Linked DNA regions of Mus musculus: region 2 is linked to region 1. A link is a loop called in an ENCODE intact Hi-C map of the cell type or tissue named here. Cell type or tissue: gastrocnemius. All regions are shown on one strand.

Region 1 (5,000 bases):
CCTCCAGCTTTACAGCTCGTGTGTCACACTGTCCCTTATATCTCTGTACCCAGCACTCCTTCCTTTGTCCCCATCCCTCTGTGCCCAGCACCCCTTCCTTTGTGTCCCCATCCCTCTGTGCCCTGCACCCCTTTCCTGTGTCTTCCCCTTTCCAAGTCCTTGCAAATTTCTGTGAGACACTCCCCCACCCCCCAACTCTAAAGGCTTGGCTTAGTTCAGAGCTGGGAATGTAAGCAGACCTCATCCCTTAGTCATTGTCCTTCCCTCTGGCATTCTGTCAAACATGGCTTCTAGCAAAACACTCTGATCACATCTCCATGAGATTTAAAAATACTGCATGTTGGAGTTTTTGTTGTTATTTTAGTTTGGTTTGTTGTTTTGAGACAGCGTCTGATGTAGCTCAGTTTGGCCTTGAGCTACAAATCTTCCTGTTTCTGCCTCCCAAGTGCTACAATGACAGGTGTGTACTGCTATACATGACAGGTGTGTACTGCTATACTCTTTTAAGTGATGCTGAGGACGGAACCCAGGGCTTCGTGCATGGTAAACACGCACTTTACCAACTGTGCTTTTGCTGGGATTACTCTTACCTGCATGCGGAGCCACTATTACACTGTCAAGACTCTCATCGTGTTGTAAGGTTGACACCCCGTGGAGTACATATGGCATCTTACTCTTTGCACACACCCCTAAAGAATGGACATGGTTTCTAACTGACTGGGTCACGATTCCAGAATAAAATAAGCCCAGGGCCACAGTGACCGCAGCCCAGAAACTCATCTACTCATGGTTCAGCATGTCCTGTCAAAGGACATGAGCACTCCCTGCCCCAGCACAGATGCCAGGGCTTCACACGGCTTGAACTGGGGCTCACAGCTTACTGCATCTTCAGTGCATGAGGGTGGGAATTGGACACCAACTGTAGGAACTTTTTCTGGAGGCCTCATGGGCATGTACATGTCCAGAGATAGGAGAATAAACTCAAAGCACATGGAGCCTTTGTCAAAAGGAGGCGTCTGCTTCCCTAGGATTTTAAGCACCTTTATTCCTCCATAGTGTATCCAGGCAACAATGGCTCAATGGAGTCCCCAGTATCTCATGCTGAGCTCAAGGATATCCTTGCTTAGAGCCACCTGTTCTTTGTAGAGTTTCAACTTTGCTCTTGCTGTCAAATACTTTAAATTATGGAGGTCTTGCAGAGAGCATCCCCAAGGATACAAGGGGGATCAGAGGAGCCCCCAGTCAGCAGGAAACAAAGTCTGATTTCCTGTGGAGACTTCTCACAGCACCTAGAATAAACTAGGTTATTAGTGCTTGGAAAGATCCACAGTTCTCCAGAATGAGACCCTGGAGGTTTTAAAGCAAACCTGTGTTTCAGGAGCCCTATAACTGAGAGTTGGTATCAACCTTTTGTCTTGGATTTAGAACTGCTTCCTCCTATAGTGATCCCTGAGCTGGAACAATGCCGCTGTAGTCTCTTGATGAGAGGGTATGACTTGTTTCTGAAATGTAGGGATAAACCCTTTGAGTCAACAAATATAAACTGTTCCAAACGGCAAAAAGTGTCTAGAGCCTTAATGTAGACTTAGACACTCTTTCTAGCCCCAGGACACCACCCATTGGGTTCAGAAGCCAAAGTGTAGCCATGAGGAGAGGGGCACTGACTGTCATCCCTCTATACCACAGTCCAGGCCCTTCACCCTCTCAAGAGAAGAAGCCCTTCTGAAATGGCCCTCTGAAGCTGGCCCCAGTGTCTTATTCTGGGAGTGGCTACAACTTTAAGCATTTATTCTTGATTGCTACATCTCAAGAAAACCCCAAAGTGTTTACACAGGGAGGCCCCTATCTGCTGTGTATTACCTGTCTAATGTGTTCCTTTGGGGAAAAGAATGGGTCAGTGGGTGGGCACACCATCATGGCTTCTCCCTCCAGCCTCCTTATGGCCAGCAAGTTGCTTTTGTTACCCAATGTTGGTTTTCTAAACTGTACTAAAATGTGTTAGCACCTGTATTCACATTCAGGTCAAACAGGGCTGTGCTGACCCAACAAGATCATGTGTTAGGTCACTGAAAATCCACATAACCTTTTGTGATAGCAAAAGCTAGCTTCAAGTAAACTGACCTGTCCCCCTTTCTGTCCACTTTCCTCTCTTGCCCAAGGCTGCATGCTATATATCTAGCCTTTCCAGTAAAATCAGCCACTTGGATAGCCAGGATGGGTGGGACATGCAGAGGCTGAAAGCTGGAGTAGTGAAGATTCAGGGCTGTCCTGCCCACTAGAACAAAAATGTACCTCAGATTAACAATTTTTCAACTATTCATTTGAACATCTACTTTGTGTTCTGCATCATGTGACCATGATGAGGAAAATACACTCAAATTAGACACCATCTCTCTACCATGGGGGAATCTCAGAGCAGGAAGCTACACACCAGCAGATGGCGCTGTGTCACCCTTCAACTAAAGCTTGTACTCTGAGAAACTCTCCCTCTCCACTTTGAAAACCTAAAATCATGCCTTTTTTTTATTCCTGTGGGAAATTATAGATAAAACAGCACTAGGCCTGCTGTTTTATCTATAATTTTACAACCTTCTACCTGATGACACCAGGCCTGTGCGCTACCCTACACCTGTTTTGGCCTTTTTCTTTTCCCAACCCAACACAAGACCAGAATCCTATTTTAATATTTTAAAACCAATAATCCCATGCCAAATGAATAGATAGGACTCACCCTGAATTTGTTTGTGACTCGTTCATGTTGAGTGTGTGTTTGATCTCACCTTGATCTTGCCTCTTCCAATCACTGGGAGATTTTCTTACTAAAGACAAGTGTATTTTCTGTTTCAAACCCATAGGAGAGGAAACGAGGCTTCATTTGTTCCTTCCAGAAGGGCTGGGGGCCGTAGAGTTATTGAAAACACAGATGGTTCTGAAGAAGAAATGGACGCTCGGGACTCAGACTTCAATGGAACCAAAGCCAGTGAATAAATTCAGGATTGGACACCATGTCAGGGAAAACAGAACACTAAACGACAGCAGAGCCCAGCAGACTGCTTAGCACTTGTGTCCATTCGTTCTCAAGTCACAGAAATCACTCCACCCCTCACCAGGAGTCAACCACAGCCCTGCACAAAGGGTGTGAATTCAAGTTCTTAGATGGGCTATCAGAGAAAAATCCAAATAAGACGTACAGGTCAGGAGCCACAGTCACCAGCAACTTTGTTTACATGAAATGAGGAAGTTACATGAATGGGTGCCACAGCCCCCAACCCACTCCCAACCTTTCCCTGACCTGCCTGACCTTCCAGTTTGGGAGGAAATCCCGTTTGAAAATTCCCTTCCCTTTCCTGCCTGCCACACCTCAGACACACAGTTCACTTCGCCCAAGTGACTTTTTTAGTCATCTGAATTAAAAAAAGAAACACTGCTCCCAGAGCGAGCGGAGCAGAGCAATCACACTTATTTGCACCCATGGTCACTTTCACTAATAAAAGGTTGTAAGTCACGAGAAAGGAGTTGGCTCTTCTGTCCAGCTGTTGTCTTGGCAACTCGTTTAATCCTCTCAGTGATCCCACTACAAGAAAGTGTACACGAAGCCCAAATGAATTCTGTGTTTAGAACTGGGCCCTGTGTCCAAGCTGCACAAAGATCGCAGCATCCCCCAAACACAAAGTCCATGGTACTTCTGGACCCAAGCCTTTTGAGGGCAGCACATTCAACCAATATTTTAAGTACAAAGTTTCTTTCATCTGTTTAAATTGCAATACAGTATTTTGGCCTAGCAGAGGGGGTCAGCAGGACACCTCTATTAAGGCCAGACATGCAGTATTTAGGACTGCTGCTCACTACCCACAGTGCAGGCCTGATGACCTGAGTTTGATCCTTGGAATTCACATAAAGTTAGGTGTACTCTGACCACTACATGAGTGTTGGGGCATATACTCTCTCACGCACAAATAATGGACTTAAATACTTCAGATTTGTAGACCACATCTGCCTCTATAACACATTCATCTTCAAACAAAATGCGCAAAACCATTAAAAACAAAACAAAAAGCAAAAACCACTTAGGGCATGGTGGCCCATGTCCATAATCCTTGGGCTTGGAAGGCTGAGGCAGGGCTGACCATAACTCCAAGGCTATCTCACCCTACCCCCAACAACCATTTAAGAAAAGTGTTCTTAGCATGAAAACCCTACAGAAGCAGGCCAGGGCCCTTTAATTCTCCAACTACAGTGCTTAAGGGAGACAGGGAGACATGCTTGGCAAAAGTTCTAGCCATGCAAACTTTCCTAAAGCCCGACTCAACAGATTTAAAAAAAAAAGATAGGAAATACTGAAAAGCTGAAAAGCCAATCAATCCCCTGCCGATTGCTGCTATAGCTGGAATGACTGACAAACATTTCCCTGACATCACTGCTGAAAAGCTGACTTCAATAGAGATTTTTACAAATCAGATTCAGTGTGCAAGGTGCTTGCTTTGCAAGTATGAGGCTTTGAGTTCAGAGCCACAAAACCCAAATAAAAGCTGGGCATGGCGGCACACTTCTGTAACCCCACCCTGGAGGAAAACCTAACCTAACGGTGGATACAGGCTTAAAACTAAAGTGGAAAGAAGACAGACAGCACCCTCATAAAGGCAGAGGGGAGGGAGGAGATGGGGGCTGTGAGATGGGGGGGCTTGTGGAAGGGTAACTGGGAAGTGGGATATCATGAGATGTAAATGAATGGAATAAAAAAGGGGGAGGAGACACTAAACATCAATCTCTGTGCATATGTGTGCAAACCTGTTTATTTACATACGCCACACATACAACTGTTTACTTACATACACCACGCATACAGTTGTTTACTTACATATACCACACATACAGTTGTTTACTTACATATACCACACATACAGTTGTTTACTTACATACACCACACAGTTGTTTACTTACATACACCACACATACAGTTGTTTACTTACATACACCACACATACAATTGTTTACTTACA
Region 2 (5,000 bases), 48 kb after region 1:
TCCCCCCCACTTCCCTACCCACCCATTCTCATTTTTTGGCCCTGGCGTTCCCCTGTACTGGGGCATATAAAGTTTGTGTGTCCGATGGGCCTCTCTTTCCAGTGATGGCCGACTAGGCCATCTTTTGATACATATGTAGCTAGAGTCAAGAGCTCCGGGGTACTGGTTAGTTCATAATGTTGTTGCACCTACAGGGTTGCAGATCTCTTTAGCTCCTTGGTTACTTTCTCTAGCTCCTCAGTTGGGAGCCCTGTGATCCATCCAATAGCTGACTGTGGGCATCCACTTATGTGTTTGCTAGGCCCCTCATAGTGCCATTATTAATAGTATTTGAAACCTGAGTGTTCTCAATCAAAATCATTTCCCTAAAAAGCAGTTACTGTGATATTTTATTGAAGAAAACATCTCTGAAAGGTTAAACCAGATGTTCATAATGTACCAGAGCAGTTTCAAGTGAGAAACAGTGCTATAGTTTCACTTTGATGGTCTTTCCAATTCTCTTCCATATCCAATAGGAAGCTAGCCCTGTACTGAGGTAGAAGCAGGTCCAGGGCCCTTAGCATCCACTTAGCTTATGGTCATCACTGGAGAAGCACCATGGCTCAGCAGGAGATGAGGTCATAGAACCATTGATTTGTAGGTTTGATGCTACTAAAAACAGGAGTGGTCTCAGTATGTCACTGGAATGTCATGGTTGCTTCTCAGGCTAGCCAGTGAAGTTGGTATCCTTAAATTTAATGGCAAGCAATAACTTAATGTTTCTGCTATTTAGAATGATGGGTAGTTACCTATTATAATTTAGCTTGCTGTTTGTTTTACACTTTGTGTAACTTGAAGTGTTAACATTTCTTAAGGGTCACCAGAAGTTGCAGTCACTGGACAGGTGCTGGAGACCCTCCCCCCCATTGGCGTTTTCTGGGATATTGAAAACTGCTCAGTCCCCTCTGGCCGGTCAGCAACAACTGTTGTACAGAGAATCCGTGAGAAGTTTTTTAGAGGACACAGAGAAGCAGAGTTTATCTGTGTGTGTGACATCAGTAAAGAAAACAAGGAAGTTATTCAAGAGCTGAATAATTGTCAGGTAAGGTTTTTTGTTGTTGTTTGTTTGTTTGTTTGTTTTTTAAGCTTTGTAATCTGCTGAGGGCCAGAGAAGTAGCTCAGCACTGACTTCCAGAGGACTGGAATTCAGTTCCCAGAACCCACATGGTGGCTAACAGCCATCTGTATGTAACTTCAGTTTCAGGCATCCTACTCCCAGGTGCACATGTGGTACACAGACATACAGGCAGGCAAAATACCCACACACATAGAAAATTTAAAATAATGAAATCTGTAAAATTGTTAATCTGCTGTGGTTATTAGCAGAATAAGTACATGTGATTATTCGAGGTGCTGTGTTTAAAATCCCAATTCCAGATTGGTTTAGTGATATTGTTATTTTTTTTAGAAGCTAGAATCTTTCTTCTTCTTTTTTTAAAGATTTATTTATTTTTTTTATTTATATGAGTACATGGCTGCTGTCTTCAGACACACATCAAAAGAGTGCATTGGATCCCATTACAGATGGTTGTGAGCCACCATGTAGTTTTTTGGGAATTGAACTCAGGACCTCTGGAAGAACAGTCAGTGCTGTTAACCACTGAGCCATCTCTCCAGCCTGTGATATTATTTTTTATGCTATCTTCAAATGGGAGAAAACCACACACAGTTTTGAGTAGTGCTGCTTGTATCTTGACACCATGCATTACAGTGGTCATGTGTGCTGTCTGCTTCGGCTTCACCCTGCTCTGTTAGGTAGGCATTCAAAATGGATGGATTATTTGTAGATGTAATTGAAGATCTAAGATCACTTCTTTGTGAGTATATTGCTAATAAATGAAAGAATTAGAGTATTTATTTAGAGACAGACTCTTAGCAGATAGCCCTGTCTGGCCTAGAAGTTGGTATATAGATGACACCAGCCTTGAATTCACAGAGATCTGCCTATCTCTGTCTCCTGGGTGCTGAGATTAAAGGCATGCACCATCATGCACAGCATTAAGAACTAAAATTTAAATCAAGGGAGACTAGGGCTGGAGAGATGGCTCAATGGTTAAGAGCACTAGCTGATCTTCCAGAGGTCCTGAGTTCAATGCCCAGCAACCACATGGTGGCTCATATCTATAATGTGATCTGATGCCCTCTTCTGGCCTGCAGGAATACATGCAGGTAGAACACATATACATAATAAATAAACAAACCTTTAGAAAAAAATCAAGGCAGGCTGACCTCAAAGTCTGCTGTAAAGCTATAATAGACTCCAGATGTTTTGGCTCTTGAATAAATAATGCCACTAAAATTTCATATTTCTGCATAGAACTATATATGCAACACACATACACATATATATTCTATGATATACACTTACACAAACTGTCAAATCTAAATGAAAATTATAATGTGGTTGAAGTACTTTGGAGACAGCTTTGTTTAAGTGTAATAATCTTAACAAGAGTTGGTAGTTTTGGCTTTCTTAGGGGTGCTATTCTCTCTTCCATCTGTCATGCAGCCCCAGATTCTGTAGTCTCCAGACAGTGGATGACATAGACAGGTGATAAAATAGAACTCCACAGTGTACCTTAACCTTGCAGATTGTGAACGAAATACATCGTGGAAAGCTTAGTGACTTGGAAGTTGACTTCCTTTCCCTCCCCTCCCCTCCCCTCCCCTCCCCTCCCCTCCCCTCCCCTCCCCTCCCCTCCCCTCCTTTTCCTTTCCTTCCCTTTCCTTTGAGACAGGGTTTCTCTGTGTAGCCCTGGCTCTCCTGGAACTCACTCTGTAGACCAGGCTGGCCTCGAACTCAGAAATCCACCTGCCTCTGCCTCCCAAGTGCTGGGATTAAAGGCATGCGCCACCACGCGCAGCTCTCCTATTCTTTTCTTAAGAGAGATAAAAAGTTCAAGCAATTAGAAATGAAAATTAGGACAGTAATCCTTCCATTTTTTACATGGAGAACCAGTTCTGAAAGAAACTGAGATCCACTTGTAACCTTGCACTCCCAACAAGAGTCACTGAAGAGCCTTTCCTTCTGTGCTACCTACGAGGGTCAGGAGTTGGGGAGGATTTCTATACTCTCAGTATGTAGGAGGACCAAGAACTTAACACTAGCCTGGGCTACACTGTGAGACCTTTGTTTAAAAAATAATGTGGACCAAGTGTGTGGCAGTTTTCTAATCCTCACTCTTGTTCAATGACGCTTTTGATAAATAATCACAGGTAACCGTTGCTCACATAAATGCTACTGCAAAGAATGCTGCTGATGATAAACTCCGTCAGAGCCTGCGAAGGTTCGCAAACACGCACACTGCTCCAGCTACTGTGGTTCTTGTGTCAAGTAAGTGTCAAAGTTTTAACCACACTCAGTGCATGGGAATTATCAGAAATGACAAGCCAAAGAATCATAGAGACGTGAACACAGGGCCCGCAGTACTGATTGTTTGCAGCTGTTTAGAGACACAGCTGAGTCTACCGCCTGGTGTAGCTTACCCCATCCTATAATCTCAGCATGTAGGAGGCTAAGGCAGGAGGGTCAAGCATGCAGACTGGCTTGGGCTACATAGAGAACAGTTAACTGAAAAACTTAAGAAAGAAAACAGAATCTAATTTTTTAGTTGTTCTCCATGAGTTATTGCAGAGCCAGTTTATTCAAGAAAATGTTTGTTTTATTTTGTGTGTATGTGGGGGTGGGTATTAGAACTTAAAAAATGCAAGATGAATAATTTCAGATTTGTGTCTCCCCAACGTGTTAGTACCTGCTCTCTGTTAATATTAGAAGGTAGCCAGGTCTTATGTGTGTGATGTGATTGCCCTGTCATGCTAACCCTTCGAGAGAAATGTGCTCTTGTTCAAAAGGGGGAGAGTGCCTGAGCCTGAGCCTGAGCCTGGTCTGCCTGCCTTCTTATACATGGCACTAGCTGTCCAGGGCTATCTCTGTTGAATGTTTCTAATGCTTGTATTTTTCCTTTCAGCTGATGTCAATTTTGCGTTGGAACTCAGTGATCTTAGGCACCGGCACGGTTTCCACATCATTTTGGTACATAAAAACCAGGCCTCTGAAGCCTTGTTACATCATGCTAACCAGCTGATCAGATTTGAAGAGTTCATTTCTGATCTCCCCCCTCGGTTACCACTGAAGATTCCTGTGAGTGGGTTTCTGTTGCCTTTGCTGTTTTCTAGGTAGATTTTGGAGACAGAGAGACTGCCTAGTCCAATGGAAAGCATCACAGCCTACTGCAGCCTTTTGAGCCTCTCTCTTATCTCATTTGTTTTGAGGACTTCCAAGCTTGTGGCTTTACTTCAGAGATAGGCACTTGCCATTGTCCCCAGTGCTAGAGATGCTTTTTCATATAAAATGGATGGAAAAGTGGAAGAAGCATCGTTTTGCTCCCAGGTATTATGGGTAAAGAGCATGGCAAGAGCTCACATTCTTGTGTGTCTGCCTTCAGATACGCAGAACAATCGTGCATCTCGGGCGATTTTTTTTTTCCCTAAGCTACCAGAAGCTGTGCTTGTTTCAGTATGTATCTTGTCGTGCATGGGGCCACTGGGTGTTGTAGGATATGTATATTAGGAGAGTGTGAACACATTCCCAGGCTCAACATTTTCTAGAATTGATTTGGGATAAGGATGATTGCCACAGAGCTGAGCCATGTGTATACTGCTTGGGGGAATGCATGTGTAACTCTGAAAGAAATTCTAGCAGTGATAGGAAAGACTTCCATTCTTCCATTCCAGGAGAATGACAGTAATACATTAAATGCACTTTTAATATATAATTTCATAAAATCACTTTATGGTTGCAGGTGTATCTTATAAACGATTATGTCCAACCCAGTACTTGGGACATATACCTGTAATCTCAACATTTAAAAGTTAGAAGCAGTGTCTCACAAGTTCCAGGCTAACCTGGGTTGCATAGCTCCTGTTCAGCCAGGGCTGCATCGTGAGACCCTGTCTCAAAA

Evidence for each region. A loop is a pair of places that touch in the nucleus more often than their neighbours do. Peaks named below come from ENCODE experiments on the same cell type or tissue, not always from the same donor. Only the 100,000 strongest peaks of a DNase experiment are listed, where the experiment ranks them.
Region 2: it touches region 1 in a loop (2.2-fold over the local background); 5 of 42 quality-filtered maps call a loop at or near these places.

Annotation. Positions count from the first base shown.
Region 1 is chr16:14,193,040-14,198,039 of GRCm38, reverse strand. Myh11 (myosin, heavy polypeptide 11, smooth muscle) reads left to right here. Exons shown (of 41, transcript NM_001161775.1): 41 at 2,856-3,513. The coding sequence ends at 2,988. Among named protein-coding and RNA genes, the nearest start is that of Nde1, 32 kb to the right of the region's middle. In gastrocnemius, a CTCF peak has its summit at 2,440 (motif pointing right); a DNase peak (open chromatin) is centred at 2,433; H3K27ac peaks cover 2,013 bases.
Region 2 is chr16:14,145,097-14,150,096 of GRCm38, reverse strand. It overlaps Marf1 (meiosis regulator and mRNA stability 1), which reads left to right. Exons shown (of 27, transcript NM_001081154.2): 5 at 855-1,081; 6 at 3,256-3,373; 7 at 4,008-4,180. Among named protein-coding and RNA genes, the nearest start is that of Marf1, 12 kb to the left of the region's middle. In gastrocnemius, a CTCF peak has its summit at 2,196 (motif pointing left); no DNase peak of the experiment used is centred here.